2 separate regions of the Homo sapiens genome follow, and region 1 is linked to region 2. Evidence: chromatin contacts called from ENCODE Hi-C or POLR2A ChIA-PET data. All regions are on one chromosome and are shown on one strand. Each heading gives the region's core, a stretch centred on a gene start or an enhancer-like site at or near the end of the contact. The rest is flanking DNA. Distances are from core to core; before and after follow the strand shown. Region 1 overlaps ZHX3 (zinc fingers and homeoboxes 3). Region 2 overlaps ZHX3 (zinc fingers and homeoboxes 3).

What was found. Hi-C counts contacts between places; a loop is a spot of excess contacts on that map. ChIA-PET counts read pairs that join two places held with the same protein, here RNA polymerase II (POLR2A). Pooled maps may share reads with other maps.
Region 1: a pooled map shows a loop between it and region 2 (5-fold over the local background). The contact joins two enhancer-like sites. A Hi-C loop is called at or near these places in 2 of 50 pooled maps. POLR2A ChIA-PET finds 5 or more read pairs at or near these places in 9 of 52 experiments (A673, BJ, CD4-positive, alpha-beta T cell and 6 more).

What each region holds. Positions count from the first base shown.
Region 1 is chr20:41,227,419-41,233,757 of GRCh38, forward strand. All of the region lies in intron 2 of ZHX3 (zinc fingers and homeoboxes 3), which reads right to left. Among named protein-coding and RNA genes, the nearest start is that of MIR6871, 62 kb to the left of the region's middle. Within about 2 kb of position 5,018, at least 14 of the 41 ENCODE cell types and tissues checked have a DNase peak (open chromatin) inside an H3K27ac peak, as active enhancers do.
Region 2 is chr20:41,271,512-41,277,400 of GRCh38, forward strand. All of the region lies in intron 1 of ZHX3 (zinc fingers and homeoboxes 3), which reads right to left. Among named protein-coding and RNA genes, the nearest start is that of ZHX3, 43 kb to the right of the region's middle. Within about 2 kb of position 4,065, at least 4 of the 41 ENCODE cell types and tissues checked have a DNase peak (open chromatin) inside an H3K27ac peak, as active enhancers do.

The DNA of each region.
Region 1 (6,339 bases), core at 3,768-6,267, 43 kb before region 2:
ACAACTATTTATCAGGAATGAAGTACATATATCTCCCTATTCGCATCTCAGCCTTCCTCCTGCAATATGTGAGTGAGTGTGCATGAACCCACACTCACCAGTGATACACTCAGGAGAGTACTGGGGAAGAGTTAACTTCCGCTGCAAGATAGTTAGCATATTTATTTCCTTTCCATGAGACTTCAGGAGCCTAAATCAGAAGTTTCTAAGAGCTTCTCTTGATGTCATATATTCTGAGAATGGATACATCTAAGAACTGATGTAATGTGTCTGCCATTATGAATTTGGTAAAAGTTCTATTTATCTGTTTTTAAACAAAAGGACTGCTTTAATGTTACATATTGGTTTGTTATTACATATTGGCTGGTTATTTGTTATTGGTTGTTTCTATGACACACTTGGACAAGAAAATTTCTAGTCCAAGTATATCATAGTGGTATTACTTGAGACACCACTTAAATCTCATAAAAATAGAAAAGATCCCCTAACTGGCCTCTCCCATCTTCCCCCTCCCCCATGCCAGACTGCCTCTGTCCCACTTATTCAACTTCCTTGCTCATCAATCTTTGGTGCATTGCAGGCCCCATTCCTTCCTCTCCTTCTGCCCAAACCACTTGCACCAAGGTCATCAGTCAAGTGGCTCTTTCCTACTCCTTCAAGTCTCAAACCACTCAGGACCCAAAGGAAGTTAAGACCCACACCTCTATAACCTCTCCAAAGGGAGCAAACTCATGCCCAGGACTTTGCAATCTCCTCTACCCAAGAGATTTCCAAATCACCCTTGCCAGCCCTGACCTATCTACCAAGTTCCAAATCCATTACTTCCAACTGCCATTGATCCCTGCAGGTTTTAAAAAACTACATGCATAAATTTCTGGCTCCGTTGACCCTGGCACTCACCCTTCCAAAAAACGAAACAAGCAAATAAAAAATATAGCCTAGGTCTACTTCCTAAATCTTCATTTCACCTCTCACCATTTGTCTTAGTCCGTTCGGGGTGCTATAACAAAAACATCATAGACTGGATGGCTTATAAACAACAGAAATGTATTTCTCACAGTTCTTGAGGCCAGGAAGTCCAAGATGAAGGTGCTGGCATATTCAGTGTCTGGTGAGGGCCTACTTCCTCATAGACAGACAACTTCCCACTGTCCTCACATGGCAGAAGGGACCAGGGAGTGTCTGGGGTCTCTTTTATAAGGCCACTAGTTCCATTCATGAGAGCTCTATCCCAGTGACCTAATTACCCTCCAAATGCCTCACCTCCTAAGACAATCACATTAGGGATTAAAATTTCAACACGTGAATTTTAGGAGATACATTCAGTCCACTGCACCATACATCCAGATTTCCAAGCATACTTATTTTTTTCCTAGTTTCCTTTATTCACATCTCTCTTTTCTCTTTTCCCACATGAAATGTTAATGGTCTCGGAAGCACTTAACATCTTTTCTTGGTAGAGGGACTTTTAGAAATTGTGGTAAAATACACATAACATAAAATTTACCATCTTAATCATTTTTAGGTGGAGAGTTCAGTAGCATTAAGTATTAACACAGTCACATTGTTGTACAACCATCATCACCATCTGCCTCCAGAACTCTTTGCCTTATAAAACTGAAACCTTACACCCATTAAACAATAACTCCCATTTCCTGCCCACCCCTGACTCCTGACAACTACCATTCTGCTTTCTGTCTCTGTAGATTTGGCTACTCTAGGTATTTTACATAAGTGGACTCATATAGTATTTGCCTTTTTATAACTGATCAATTTAACTTAGCATAATATCCTCAAGTTTCATCCATATTATATGTCAGGATTTACTTCCTTTTAAAGGCTGAATAATATCCCCCTGTATGTATATACAACATTTTATCCATCTATCAATGAACACTTGGGTTGCTTCTACCTTTTGCCTATTATGAATAATGTTGCTATGAACATGGACATACAATCTCTTTGAGTCCCTACTATCAACTCTTCTGGGTAACTACCCAGAAGTGGAATTGCTTAATCACATGGTGATTCTATTTTTAATTTCTTGAGGAATTGCCATACTGTTTTCCATAACAGCTGCACCATTTTACATTCCCACCAACAGTGCACTGAGTTCCCAAGAGTTCTCCACATTCATGGCAATATCTGTTATTTTCTTTTTTTTTCTTCAGAGTTGCCATCCTAATGGGTGTGAGGCTGTATCTCACTGTGGTTTTGATTTGTATTGCCTAATTATATTAACGTTGAGTATTTTTAATGTGCTTATTCATTTGTGTATCTTCTTTGAATAAATGTCTATTCAAGTCCTTTGACCATTTTAATCAGGTTGTCTGGGGTTTTTTGCTGTTTTTGTTGGGTTGTAGAAATTCTCTATATGTTCTAGATATTACCCCTTTATTAGATATATGGTTTGCAAGTGTCATGAAGCTTTTCTCCTCTGTCTTCTTCTAAGCATTTTATAGTTTTAGATCTTTTGTTTAGGTCTTCGATTCATTTTGAGTTAACTTTTATATATATGGTGTAAGGTAAGGATCCAACTCTATTATTTTCCATTAGATAGCCAGTTTTCTCAGCACCATTTGTTGAAAAGACTGTCCTATTCCCATTGAAAGGTCTTGGCATCCTTGTAAAAAATCATTTGACCTTATGTGTGAGGATTTGTTTCTGGTCTCTCCATTCTACTCCATTGGTCTATATGCCTTCATTAACAATTTTTAATATTAAATAGATGTTGAAATAATATTTTGCATATATTGGGTTAAATATATTCTTAGATTTTTTTTTTTTACTGTTTCAATGTGGCCCATAGGACACTTATCACGTATTGGCTCTCATTGTATTTCTGTTGGACAGCACTGCCTAGATGCTTCAGACTGGAGCCACCGGGCAGTGTGGAGAGCAACAGCTAACGTCATGGGATTAGATGATCATCTGAAAGCTCCTCTCCTCTTGTGTTTATCATTATAGTACTTAGGGAGCAGGATATCACTGTGGCTGAGAATTGAGGCTTCTGAGTCAGGCAAGTCCAGGTTTCAAGACCTGCCCTGTCCAACACAGCAGCCACTAGCCATAGGTACTCATGTATGTACTGAGTATCTGAAATGTGGCTAATGTGAATTGAGATGTACTGTAAATGTAAAATACAGACCAGATTTCAAAGACTCAGTACCAAAAAAAGTAAAATATCTAGTTAATAACTTTTATATCAATTACATGTTAAAATATTAGTATTTCTGATAAATTGGGTTAAATAAAATGTATTATTAAAATTAATTTGACTTGTGTTTCTTAGTAGGCTATTTTTTAGATCAAGTTCACAGCAAAACTGACCAGAAGGTATAGATATTTCCCATATACCCACTGCCCCACACATGCATAGCCTACTCCATTATCAACATTCCCCACCAGAATGGTACATTTGTTACAACTGATCAATCTACACTGACACATCATTATCACCCAAAGTCCACAGTTTACATTAGAGTTCACTCTTGGTGTACATTCTATGGGTTTGGACAAATTTATAATGATATGTATCTACAATATTATAATATCATACAAAATAGTTCTACTGCTCTAAAAATCTTCTGTGCTCTGCCTGTTCATCCCTCCCTCCTCCCTAACTCCTGGCAACCACTGATCATTTACTGTCTCTATAGTTTTGCCTTTTTCAGAATGTCATATAGTTGGAATCATACAGGTATGTAGCCTTTTTGGATTGGCTTCTTTCACTTAGTAATATGCATTTAATCTCCCCCCATTGCTTTTTATTTTTTGACTTGTTAATTTTGATTTTTTAAAAATGTGGCTCCTAGAACATTTTAAATGACATATGCAGCTCACCTTATGTTTCTGCTGAACATTTCTCAGCTTGGCATGGGCAGTTTTTCTCAGCATGGCATCTTCCTGTCTTTCCAGTCACTCAAGTCCAAGCCTGGTTGTACTTGGTTTGCTGCAACCTAAACACACCAGCCTCCTTGCCTTCACACATACTAGAGTTCCTTCATTAGAGTTTTCTTTAACCCCCTCCCTCACCTGAAGACTAATTCATGCTCAGACCCAATTCAAATACGACATCTTTAGTGAAGCCTTTCTAAACTTCCACTGTACCTAAATCATTTTTTATAGCACATTCTACCTTATAATTTTTTTGTATGTGGCTGACTTTCTCTCCAGATTGTGAAATCTTTGAATTAGGCCCCATGTTTTGTTCATCTTTGGGTCCTCAATCCTTAGTACAGAGCCTGACACATGGTAGGCAATCAGAGATGTTAAGTTAATAAATGAATAAAATGCAGGAAAATTAACATATCCTCTAATAAGAGATAACATATTCACTTAGAATCAAATAGCTTAGAAAAGAACCTCAAATGCCATAAACAAGGGTGTAAAATTCTATCAGCCAACAGCTAAAATTATTCACAAGCTAAAATTTGTATTCAGTCAAAGCAACACATTAATCAATAATATTTATAAAGTATATCACAGTGAAAAGATGGTAAAGCACCTCCTAATGGTTAATGATAGTGATTGGCCTGGAGATGTGGAAACTAGCTATGGAAACTAGATGGTTAAAACAACCACATTCCGTACCATTAGACGCTGACAGCCCAGACCCCACCAAAATAGAGGCAGTGAAACAGCCTTTGAAGTTGTTTTCAAAGGAAGCCACCAAGATGATTAAAGGGTTGGAAAATGAGATTTATGGGTAATGGCCACAGAAACGAAGACAATTTTGCCTAGGCAAGAGAAAAGGCCGAAGGGTGACTTAATAACCATCTTCAATCATTGTTATTACACAGAGAATGATGACCAGATGGTCTCCATTTTCACCAGAGAAAGAATATTGAAAATGGACTTACGCTGCAGCATAAAAAAAAAAAAAAGGTCTAGTTTTAAACAAAGAACTCAATGGTTAAGAACTAGTATACAGCAAAGCAGACCTGGGGAGTGTGTGGTGTAGCCATGTCTGAACTCATCTGTTATGCTGGGAAAGCAGCAAGTGGGTAGGGTGTGTTCAGGTCTTCAACAGTCCTTTGTTGAGGGCAAATTCTCAACTGGCTAGTCCTCAAATGAATCACGTAGCATACAACCACAGGAGTGGAAAAGAAAGAGATATGAAAATTGAAACACAGCACCCTCTGGTGTACATAGCTGTCTTCTAATCTAGGAAAATTCTTCTTTTTTTTTTGAGACGGAGTCTCGCTGTCGCCCAGGCTGGAGTGCAGTGGCGCAATCTCGGCTCATTGCAAGCTCCGCCTCCCGGGTTCACGCCATTCTCCTGCCTCAGCCTCCCGCGGGGGACTACAGGCGCCCACCACCTCGCCCGGCTAATTTTTTGTATTTTTAGTAGAGACGGGGTTTCACCGTGTTAGCCAGGATAGTCTCGATCTCCTGACCTCGTGATCCCCCCGCCTCGGCCTCCCAAAGTGCTGGGATTACAGGCATGAGCCACCACGCCCGGCTGGAAAATTCTTGATATGTATCAGTATTTTTCAAAATGTAAGCTCCAAACCATGACAGAGTCAGGAGAAACTTACACAAGGCTGGTCTTAGGGTTCGTTTAATCGCTACATCCATCTTTATCAAGCACCTGCGATGCATTTCTCCCTGTTACCAGGAGGTACCAGGAAGCCTGTTACACAAGCAACCTCAACTTCTGCCTATAGCAAACTTGGATTCTTCCCAATCACCTTTTGAATGCTGAATTCAGACTCTGATACAACTAGCTGGCACATGACCATGCAATGCTGAGACATGATAACATCTGCCAGATAATGTGAATTTTGCCCTGTGTTCAGGAGTACATTACATATAAAAGTTAAGCAACACCTAAATGGGGGTGTTCCCTTAGACATTCTCCCTGCTATGTTGTGGTGTATACACCCTTCTTTACTGATCTCTGTCTGCCAAATCCCAGCCGGCCACTTTTTACATCCTCCTAGGCTTTATGCTGCAAAACCTTCCTAATATCCTTTTAAGTACAAAAGACATTCAATGAGCTCAAAAAGTTTGAGACCCAATCAAGAATCTTTTGCAGCCCTCTCAGTATCTTTAGCCATCTTGTTGCCAGATGGGAACTTCATTCACATGACACACATACTTCCTTCATGTGACTCACCATTGCTAAGCAACTGGTATGTCCTAGGTGAATAAAACATATGCCCTGTGTCTGAGATTCACAGTGCAGTAGGGGAACATGGATAGATACGGGTGTAAATAGATCAGCTGAAGCATGAGTTGAAGCTCAAGGCTCTACATGCCAAGAACAGAGGAAAAAGGCAATGGAGAGACCGGACAAGAACTATCAGGACATCAGAACAGAACTTACATCCTGTG
Region 2 (5,889 bases), core at 2,815-5,314:
CTACAGATTTTTAGTCTGGATGGCATATTTTGGATCATAAGAGGAAGCAGGTAGGAGTGTGGAAGACAACATTTGCTGGAGAAAAAAGTCTCCAAAAACAGCACTGACTGTGGGCCAGAAGCAACAGCCTCATTCATAAAAAAAAAGCTTCATAATAATTGGCAAAACACTTCTAGCTTTCTGAGTAAGACGCTCTTCTCAGATCATTTGCCAGAATATAGCCTCAAGCTCCTCCTTCGAAAAACAAAACAGATGAGATACAAATAAAAAATTAATGTTTTTCGTTTTTGCACAGGCTCTGCTTGACTGATCTGAATACAATTTTCTTATTCCTGACACCAAGGTCACTGACAATAAAAAAAAAATTGAAATGATTTTAGAAAGTATTACAAAAATCTCTAGGAGTGTAGCTTACAAAATCACCAGAAAAACTTGACTGCAATTCCATAAGTATGTCTTAGATTCTTTTACAATTCCTTTAAATTTTCATAAAACCAAAAAATTATTCCATCTCCAAATAGTTATTTTAAACAAGCTTTTTCAAATTAAATGAAGGAAACAATATCAGACCAATGTGGTCTGATAAATTTTAAAACAACCCAGACCCACTCAAGGTAGAAGCTTTACCAGTTTCAACAAATAAAAATGAAAAAGTAAAACTATATTCTTTAATTGTTAGTTTAGGGAGAAACCTCCTTGGGATCATCTGTTTTCATGTTTTCCTGTCCAGAGCTGGAAAGAACTTCCCAATGTACAAAGCACATGGGTTCCAACAGTCACAAGGTAACTATGACAGCAAAGCCACAGTTATCTGTGAGATCACAGAAATTATATGATGTAATTTTAAAAATTGAAAATTCATATAACATTAACCATTTTTAAATGTACAATTCAGTGGCATTTAGCACATTCACAGTATCATGCAACCATCACATTTACCATTACCTTACATTACTGATGAAATATTTTCATCACCCCAAAATGAACCTTGTACTCATTAAGCAGTCACTTCTATTCCTCCTCCTCCTCCTCCTCCAACTCCTGACAACCACTAATATGCTTTATGTCTCCATAAAATTACCTCTTGTGGATATTCCCTAAAAATGCAATCAAACAATATGTGACCTTTTCGGTTGGCTTTCTTTCACTCTGCATAATGTTTCAAAGTTCATCTACATTGCAGCATGCATCAGTACTTCATTCCAATTTATGGCTGAAAAATATTCCACTGTATATAGATGCACATCTTGCTCATCCATTCATTCATTGATAGACATTTGGGTTGTTTCCATCTTTTGGCTATTGTGAATAGTGTTGCCATGAACATGAGTGTACAAGTATTTGTCTGATACTTGTTTTCAATTACTGGACATATAAACAGGAGTGGAATTGCTGGGTCATATGGTAATTCTATACGGAACTTTTTGAGGAACTACTACACTGTTTCCCACAGTGGCTTCAACATTTTACATTCCCACCAGCAAAGTACAAGGTTCTAATTTCTCCACATTCTCATCAATGCTTGTAATTTTGTTTTTGTTTTGTTTTTAAAGTATAGACATCTTAGTAGGTGTGAAATGGTATATCATTGTGGCTTTGATTTGCATTTCCTTAATGACCAATGACCCAGGAAATCTTTTCATATGTTTCTTGGCCATTTGCATATCTTTACAAAATGTCTATTCAAGTCCCTTGCCCATATTTTAATTGGGTTATCTTTTCTGTTGTTCAGTTGTTAAGAGTTTTTCGTTTTGTTTTGTTTGTTTTTTAACAGATTTGCAGATATCTCCTCCCATTCTGCAGGTTGCCTTTCCACTTACTTGATAGCATCCTTTGCTGCAAAATTTTAACATTTGATGCCATCCAATTTGTCTATTTTTTCTTTCGTTGCTTGTGCTTTTGGTGTGTTTCTAAGAATCCATTACCAAATCCAAGGTCATGAAGATTTACCCTTATGTTTTCTTCTAAGAGTTTATAGTCTTAACTCTTATAATTAGTTATTTGGTCCATTTTGAGTTAATTTTAATATGTGTGGGGTCCAACTTCATTCTTTTGCATGTAGATAACCAGTTGTACCTGCACCATTTGTTAAAGAGATTGTCCTTTCCCCAGTGAATCATCTTGGCACTGTTCTCAAAGGTCACAGATGTACAGGTTTATTTCTGGACTCTCAGTTTTATTCCACTGATCTATATGTCTATTCTTATGCTTATACCTATTTTGATTATTGTAGCTTTGTAGTATCTTTTGAAATTGGGAAGCATGAATACTCCAACTTTGTTTTTCTTTTTCAAGATTGTTTTGACTATTCAGGGTCCCTTGCAATTCTATATGAATTTTAGGATCAGCTTTCCTATTTCTGCAAAAATAGGTACTGGAATTTTGGTCAAGATTGCACTGAATCTTTACATCACTTTGAGTAGTATTGCCATCTTTAAGTATTCTAATCCATGGATGTCTTTCCATTCTATGATGTAATTTTAAGGTTATTTTAAAATGTCCTTGATAAGGTGATACACTAACTTCTTTAGCTGTCTGTATCGCTATGGTAATTTACTAATATCCTGGAGTATGTCACAAATATGAAGTTTATACTTGCCATTGGTAATCCAAAATTCATACTCCAGAGAATGAAGGTAAATTATGTAACGTCTGTTTTGTTTGCTTTGGGCTATGGAAAAGGTCAGAACTTAAGGATTTTCATTTTCCTGATTTATAATTAAGTTTCATTATCTTCAGTTCCCAGTAGAGGAACAGAGATGCACGAAGCTTATTTGTTCACTGATAAGAGTTAAGTTGTTTAACAGACTTCGCAGAACAGTATCAGGAACTCTTTTTCATGTAGTTCAAATCCCCCCAAATTGATTATGTCACATTAGCTACTTCGCCAAAGATTTTGCTCACAGAAGCTTGAGAGTCAGAGCTTAAAGTATCAACTGTAGTTGGACAGGGTGTCGGTTGGAGAGGAAGGGTTTTACAAGTCTTTAAAAATTTTTGGCTAAAGTCTGTGAGAGAACAATCACTTGATATTATAAAGGTAACTTGAGCTGGATACAATCTGTTTTTTGCTCACACATCAAAATTAGAACTGAAGATAACACAATAACCCAGGAAAAATCACTGTGGAGTTTTCTAAGACTCGCAATTGCAAGGAAAGTATATATTCCCCTAAAATAAATACTGGTTCATTTGAAACCAGTAGATTATGAGTCTGAGTGAGGGGCAGTGATTGCCTCAGTAGTGATGTTTGGTGTCAACTTTTCAAAGTTTCAGTTTGCACCTCCTGTCAATGTATAAGCTACATGAAACTCATAGTCCAAGGTGATCCAGCAACATCAGAAAGGATCTTAAGAATCAAACTGGGCCAGGTGCGGTGGCTTAATGCCTGTAATCCCAGCACTTTGGGAGGCCAAGGCAGGTGGATCAACTGGGGTCAGAAGTTTGAGACCAGCCTGGCTAGCATGGTGAAACCCTGTCTCTACTAAAAATACAAAAATTAGCTGGGCGTGGAGGCGGGCACCTGTTAATTCCAGCTACTTGGGAGGCTGAGGCAGGAGAATCACTTGAACCCAGGAGGCGGAGGTTGCAGTGAGCTCAGATTGTGCCATTGCACTCCAGCCTGGGTGACAAGAGTGAAACTCCGTCTCAAAAAAAAAGAAAAGAAATAATCAAACTGTTTATAAATACCTTCAGTCAGAAAATACCATCTGTTGAAATAAACCAGCACCAAATCGCAGGAAAAAGAAATCCAATTCCATATATTTTGCGATCTATAATGAAACTAAAAGCAATAAAAATATCATCTGGCAGGTGCTCAGGGTCAGTGCTTTGGCAGAGCATGTTAGCTAACGTAAAATTTGAATTTCTGAGTCAATGTTTATTTTTTGTTTTCACCAGGAAGTTTAAGTTGAAGAGGGCAAGGGAAAAAAAAATAGGCCCAGGCAAGAAATGGGGCCCAGAAGGTAACCAGGTAAAAACCTGATGCAGTGACGCAAAAGATAGACAACAGTCCAGTGATGACGAGAACTGGGTTAGGATAGACATAGGGTGGACTCCTGCTGGCTGAGTCTGATGCCAAGCAATCAGCACAGTGAGCAAGGCTGGTCAGCATAACATCCGTAGGAGACTCACTCTCATGGCATGAGTTTTGCCACAAATTCTTCCAGAACTGGAAAGCCCTTCTAACATGGCAGATGGAGAGGACTTCCTATTCTTTGGTCTTACCACTGCCTGATGAGGGTCCTATCTTTAGGGCTCACACAATTTCCCATCTTCTAAAAGTGTCTTCAACACGCTAACTGAATGACTGTACTTCTCCCTCTCCATTTCTTCAGCTCTAGTTGCACTCAGTTAACCTGAACTCTGTGTGAAGATTCAGAGGACAGAAGAAATACAAAAAATAAAAATAAATTTATAAAAACACTAAACAAACAAAGATTCAGAGGATGGGTTGGATACAGAGGCAGTGTCCGAAGAAACAGGATAAAGGCCACATTCTCTTTGGTTGGTGGTGGCATAGAGGAAAATGAACTCTACAAGGAATGAGATAGGAGAGGAGATGCTGTGCCCTGTCTGTCACAGAAAGAGGCATCCTGGGCCCCTCAAACCCAGAGCTGAGAATTCCTGTTCTTAGGGAGTATGCTCAATACCTGAATGTATGATAGCCACTTGAGTCTGTGGGATTTTTTTTGTTTTCCAGTTATCAAGTATGTCCCCCAACCCCACCCTTAAAAGTCTGTTTTTCTTTTTCTTTTTTTTAAATGTAGCTCATGTTGGAAAAGCAGTCAGGGAAGTACTTTAAGAGTATATCCTAGTACTCCTTAGCCTGAAGCCTCTGTAAAAGGGAGCCCAGATAAGGCACTTTGGGAAATTTGCTGCAAGGCTGCTGGGGAGAGGAAGCGCCCTGCCTCACTCTCAGTATAGTCAAGGCTCAGCGTTTTGAATAACCTCTCGGTCTCAAAACAACTGCTGTGATTTGATCCAATGTGGTAGTAGCTCTCTGGGTCTCTAATTGGGTTCCCCGAGCTCTCTCAATGCTTAGCTCTTTTTTTCTTTCTGTAAAGGGAGTTTTCAGTTAATTTGCAGGCCTGCCGTTCTGTGCCCAAGAGCTGAACTCTTGAGGCGTCCGCCTGGGACTTGGCGGGCTCACTTTAGTTTTGTTTTCTGTTCTCTTTGTGGTGGTCTTAGTTATAAGCGCCTGGAAACATGCCCTTAACTGCAGGGCAAGTGCTTGCTTCACAAGCCCTGCTAGACAGGAAAAAGGAGGAAGAAAGCACACTGGGGTTTATGACATAGCTACAAACTATCCTCAATTTTTAAATAGCCAAAACCTGGACACATCCTACATACCTGTCAGCATAAGAATAGATTTTAAAAATTGTGATATTCACACAATAGAATACTACTCAGCAAGAAAAAGGAGTATGTTTCTAACACACATCATGGATAAATCTCAAAAGCATGGTGAGCAAGATAAGTTAGATATAAAATAAAATGTGGAGTTCTAGAAAAGACAAAATTTCTGGTGGTAAAAATCACAATAGAAATTACCTTTGAATGGTGAAGACAGACAAGACAGCATGAGGAAGGAACTTTTCTAGAGTGGCAAAAATGTTCTGTATACTGATTGGGAGTGGTGTTTACATGAGTATAAACATTTGACAAAAAGTTTACCAGGCAAGGTGGGGTGTACTTGTAGTCCCAGTTGCTTGGGAGGCTGAAGCAGGACGACTGCTAGAGCCCAGGAGTTCAAGGTCAGCCTGGACAACATAGCAAGACCCTATCTCTTACAAAAGAAACAAACTTATTCAACTATATACTTTTTTAAAATGACACAAACATTTTTGTAACATTTTTTAATGGCACGAAGTCAGTTTTCCATCATGTTGC